Regions from separate parts of the Homo sapiens genome. Here region 1 is linked to region 2. The links are chromatin contacts, found by Hi-C or POLR2A ChIA-PET in ENCODE. All regions are on one chromosome and are shown on one strand. The core of a region is the stretch at or near the end of the contact, and the rest is flanking DNA. Distances in the headings are between cores, read along the strand shown.

Region 1 (2,700 bases), core at 172-2,671, 290 kb before region 2:
CAAAACCGGAGTTACTTATTAAGTGCTACGGAAACACAGATGAGAGAAAATACAATTTTACAACAATGCATAAAAGAGTTGTGAAGGCTGATATGGGCTTTGAAGAATAAATAGGCGTTTTCTGGGTAGAAAAAGATGAAGTAAATTTCAGATAAAAGGAATAGCATGATTAACATCACAGAGTCAGAAAACTATCTGGAAGGTTTGGAGAACAGCAATAGTTTGATATACTTGTCTGTGGATAACAACCTCAAATGTGAGCAGGGAAAAACATAAAAAGCTAACAAATTAATCCTGTGCTAATATGTTAAGATTTTCTGCTGCAGGAAATATCGGTTTTGATCAGAGGCACGAGGAACCAGATTCTGTGTGCAACACAATATAGTAGTTAAGAGTATAGATTTTAGAGTTAGACTGCCTGGGTTCAGACTGACTTTACCACTTAGGATTGTTTCTGACCTAGAGTGAGCTTTTTGACCTCTCTGTACCTCAGTTTCTTCTTTTGTAAAATGAGGATGTTAACAGCACCTACCTCATGGAATTGTTGAGAGATTTATATATAAAAAGTTAGAACAGTGCCTGGCATATAGGAAGCAAGACAAAACTGCTGGCTATGAATGCTGTTTTTGAAAATCAGGGTTGATGACACTGTGGAGTACACAATGGAACCAGAGAATGAAAGTCTACAGGCAGGGACTTCAGTTAGAAAGCTAATGAAAATTGTATCTGTAAAAATTAAATGCATCTGTGAGTACATTTCTTTGTAGAGATAACCACATTGGATAGCCATGTATCATATAAATTAACACGTCATACAAAATATATTTACATAAAAAGTCAGACACATGTATGTATGCATGTGTATGTATCTCCAAATCTCTTAGGCAAACTCATATACATGCCAGAATATAAGACATAAAAACAAATATACTCCCTACAGACAACCTTGTATGTACTGTATGTATAATTATAATTTCAAATTTAGTAAGTTGGAAGGTAAATGACTGAAAAGAATGATTGCTTTTTTCTTCTTTGTGTAACAGAGGACTTGCTCAGAACAAGGGAAGAAGATGACTATGCAGCTGCTCGGTAACAGCGTCTAGTCACACTCTGAGATACTGAGGTCAGCAAGAACAGAGGATGCACACTATGTCCCATCTTGCCTTTCTGCCCAGAAAGTCTCAGTTACTGGAAAAGCTTCAGAAATATTTACCAAAAAATCCATTTGAAATCCTGAAATTCTACTTCTCAGAAAAACAGTATTACTCTTGTCTAGAAATAACATTCAGGCCTCAAAGTGCTATACTGTCATTACTTCTAAAAATAAACTGAGCAAATCCAAGTCTTGAGGTCAGTTTCAAATAATGTGCTGCAGCAATGACACAAGCAACAGCTCCACTCTGTCCCACTGGAGGCAGTGCATTCCCTGAGGGCTTGAGAGCACAGGCCTGCTGCTCCTCATCTCTCCCTGGAAAGAGCTGGCAGCAGATGACCAGACAGGCCTCTAAGGCAGAAGGTACTGAGCAAAGTCCTTCTCTCTTTGTTGATTCTCTTTAGTAAGGCACCTGGAGAGAGTAAACCAATGATAGGAGGGAGTCGCCAATCCAGCAGCCTCTCCAGATGGCAGCTCAATTTTTCTCCTAGCATCCTCTAAATGATTTTCTAAGACCACCATCATGTGTAAGAATGCTTGATACCACCTTATATCATTTGAACAGATACAAATGACTTACATTTCAGACTTCTTTTTTTTTTTTTTTTTTAGACAAGGTCTTACTCTGTCACCCAGGCTGGAGTGGAGTGGCGCGATCTCTGCTCACTGCAGCCTCTGCCTCCCAGGGCTCAAGCAATCCTCCCACCTCAGCCTCCCAAGTAGCTGGAACTATAGGCGTGCGCCACAACACTTGGTAATTTTCATATTTTTTGGTAGAGATGGGGTTTCACCATGTTGCCCAGGATGGTCTTGAACTCCTGGCTTCAAGTGATCCTCCCAACTCAGCCTCCCAAAGTGTTGGGATTACAGGCATGAGCCACTGCACCTGGCCACATTTCAGACTTTAAATAGGAAACACATGAGCCCGTGAAAGGTAATAAATTAGGTGTATAAATTATGAAAAATTAGAGAAAAACAAAATTAGGTAATATTACAAGAAGTGACAAGTAGAGACATTTTAATTTTATGTCAATGTAATTAATTGATGCTATAATATAACCAATGCTATTTTTGAGAGATAGGGCTGATAATATTGTGGAGTATGGAACCAGAGAATGAAAGTCTACAAGCAAGGGCCAGGCACGGTGGCTCATGCCTGTAATCCTGGCACTTTGGGAGGCTGAGGTAGGTGGATCACTTGAGGTCAGGAGTTCAAGACCAGCTTGACCAACATGGTGAAACCCCCGTCTCTACTAAAAATACAAAATTATCTGGATGTGGTGGCGCATGCCTGTAATCCCAGCTACTCGGGAGGCTGAGGCATGAAAATTGCTTGAACCTGGGAGGCGGAGATTGCAGTGAGCCGTGATCATGCCTTGCACTCCAGCCTGGGCAACAGAAAGAGATTCTGTCTCAAAAAAAAAAAAAAGTGATAAACTAAATAAACGAATAATGAATAAATGCCAAGTCACTAAAATGTACTTGATTCTAAGCAAGATATCTGCTATTAAAACTTAATTTTTATCTTGAAAGAAATGGGAAGAAAT
Region 2 (2,700 bases), core at 193-2,692:
ATAATTGGCTCTGTAAAAAGGAAAACTAGACTACACTAGTGACTAGAAAATTAAGATCATTAACATTGTATCCATTTTAACACGGTACCCCAATACCATACATCATTCATTCATTCTTCATTCATTCAGTTGTTCCCCATACTTTCTGTTACTCCCTTAAATTTGGAGCTGGATCTTCATTAAATGCTTAAGATTTCTCCAAGGAATAAATATAAGAAGTAGGAACACTTACTTTCCAGTAATAAACTGACTCCTGGATGGTGTGCAAATAGGCTGGACATAGTAGTTCTCCAGTTTAACTCCTTCGGCAGCGAGCTTGTCAAGAGTAGGTGTTTTAATCTCAGATCCGTGGTAACCCACATCTCTAAATCCCTGATCATCCGCTAGGATGAAAATGAGATGGGGCTGGGAGGTGGAAGTTGTGCTGGGCTCTAGTTTCTCTCCAGCTTGAGCTAGTAAGGCCCCTTCTTCCTCCTCTTCTAAGGCCTGGCCCCAGGACAGGTAACCATAAGTGAGGAGGCAGAGGATCCAGAATCCTGCCAGCGCCCCCATTGCTAGCATCTTTCCAGGACAGACACAGGCCTGTGGAGAAGGCGGAGGCGGATGCCCCGCACAGCCCCTGGGAGCCATTCACTCAGGTCCCAGGTGAGACTCCACGCGGAGAACCACGCGCCCCGCGCCGCTGCGGGCGCACACATGCACCCAACAGACGGTGAAGACTCTCCACCTGGCAAGAAATCCTCCTCTCCTCTCAGCTGTCACCATGTCCGACAACTTTAATCTTCCAGAAGTGATGGCTTAATGGATGGGACTCCGGAAGAACAAGGAGGGCTCGCTCTTCTCCAGCACATTTCACTTTCTCCTCCTCCTCCCCCCTCCCTAGAGCAGCTTCCACCAAGGAAAAAAAAAAGAAAAAAGTTAATATCTCCACCCAAAAGTTCTCTGGAGAAAAAAACCAAGCAAGGAATTGAGAATCACAGTGGACAGGAACTTTTCGTGGCCAGAGCGCCCTCGACGTTGGGGAGCGAGGCTGACTCTCCTGGGAGTGCTGGTACGGAGGGCGGCGGGATCGGCCGTCTGTCCTGCGGTCCCCACACCTGGAAAGAACTGCGAAGTGGACGCGTCGCGTCTGGCTCTGATCAGACAGATAAACTGCCGTAGTGGACCGGCCTCCTGATCACCTTCTCCACTTTCCCAGGGCTATTTTCCCCAGTCCTTTCCTAGGCGTTTGCCAATCTCCCCGACACTCACCAGGCGGCGAAGTGAGGAAGAAGCCGTTTCCTGATCTCCCTCCACCTCCGCAGAAACTCCGGGCAGCAATTCCTTTTCCCCGCTGCTAGGGAGCCTGAAGGCCAAAGCCGGGTCCCTAGCCCCGCGGCCGGTCCGCGCGGAGCCCGCTTGGTCTTTGCGTAGTTGGCGCACCCGGCGCAGGCGCTGCAAACTGCGTGCGTTTTCTCAGCTAACTTATTTAGCTTTGGCACTCCGAGTTCTTTTGCCTCCTCCCTCTTTTCTCTCCAGTGAATCACAGAACGGTACTTTCTTCCTGAGCTCCCCCGGGAAGAGGGGGTGGGGGAAAAGGACTGTTTAGAGGCTCGATCTTTCCTTTTTCTTTTCCGGGAGGTGGATGGCCAAGGCAGAGGAGGCTTTGCCAGAGAGAGAGCTGCGTGCTGCTCCAGCCCAGCGGGATTCCGGGGGATCCGCCTGGGCTACCGCGTCCCAAGAGTGTCGCCTCCTGCCCATCACCCCGCTAGAGGGAAAGGACGGCGGCGCGAATGGGGAAGGGTAAAGCGGGCACTTCTTTTCGTGGGGCTGTTGGTGAAGAGCCCCGTCTCCCATCCCTAAAGTTGCGCTTGCAAACTTTTTCTAGCTTCTGGAGGGAGTGAGAGAGAAGGAGCAGGAATAAAAACAAAATGCGTATGACACTCTTTCCTCTTTCCAACTTCCTTTGCAGGTTTTCCTTTACTAGTCCCCCCACCCCCATCATTTTCCTATTCCTTTTGTCCCTACCTTTTTTTTTTTTTTTTTCAGTAACGATGACAAATTTTTAAGTTTTATTTCCTCTCCCAATAGCTGGCTTTTACAGCCTGATTCTTCGTTACCCTTTCCCTATGTGAAAATACTGGAATTGCCCGCTCCCTCTTACCTCTCCCCTAACTTACCCACAGGGTGTCTCCAGCCAAAAGCCTGGAGAGGAAGAGTTATGCATTTCTCCTTCAAGAACCCCGAAGCCAGTCTGCATTCCTGCATTAAAGAAGCCAGTGTTTCCCATCCAGTAATTCAGGGAGCTTCATCATTTTTTTTCCTTCTTTCTTTTTTACCATGTGGAGGAAAACCATTGTAAAAACTTATCTTGGTTGTGAAAATACTCTTGATTTTACTAGAGTCATAGAGTTTTAAAGTCCTGCTCAAAGGCAGCAGAGGGATGTATAGTATAGTCTCTATAGAAGAGGCAATGAATGCCAAGAGCCACTGAGATATTTTTTTCTACCACCAAATTTATTCAACAGTTACTTACTGAATACCTACTGTGGGCTGGCACATAACATGTCAGATTCTCTCAATTGACTGAAACATAAATCTAGGTTTCATTTAGCCATTTATTTCTAATTCTCTCCTGTTGCTAAAGTTCCTGCTGAGTTCCCAGGCAAAACTTTGTGAAATGGGAACTTTGAAAGGCACGATGGTGCTCCATGAAGTTAA

What was found. A loop is a pair of places that touch in the nucleus more often than their neighbours do. ChIA-PET counts read pairs that join two places held with the same protein, here RNA polymerase II (POLR2A). Pooled maps may share reads with other maps.
Region 1: a map of ascending aorta shows a loop between it and region 2 (2.2-fold over the local background). The contact joins the enhancer-like site here to the promoter of ARSJ in region 2. A Hi-C loop is called at or near these places in 2 of 168 maps with a recorded cell type or tissue (ascending aorta and chondrocyte) and 1 of 50 pooled maps. POLR2A ChIA-PET finds 5 or more read pairs at or near these places in 1 of 52 experiments (BJ).

What each region holds. Positions count from the first base shown.
Region 1 is chr4:113,683,495-113,686,194 of GRCh38, forward strand. The region is part of intron 2 of CAMK2D (calcium/calmodulin dependent protein kinase II delta); the gene reads right to left. Among named protein-coding and RNA genes, the nearest start is that of CAMK2D, 77 kb to the right of the region's middle. Within about 2 kb of position 1,422, at least 23 of the 41 ENCODE cell types and tissues checked have a DNase peak (open chromatin) inside an H3K27ac peak, as active enhancers do; they include ascending aorta, where a contact is called at or near this core.
Region 2 is chr4:113,978,205-113,980,904 of GRCh38, forward strand. ARSJ (arylsulfatase family member J) reads right to left here and starts at 1,443. Exons shown (of 2, transcript NM_024590.4): 1 at 233-1,443. The coding sequence starts at 630. LOC107986305 (a long non-coding RNA gene) reads left to right here and starts at 1,609. Exons shown (of 2, transcript XR_001741794.2): 1 at 1,609-1,782; 2 at 2,166-2,700. LOC124900762 (a long non-coding RNA gene) reads right to left here. Exons shown (of 3, transcript XR_007058237.1): 3 at 2,691-2,700.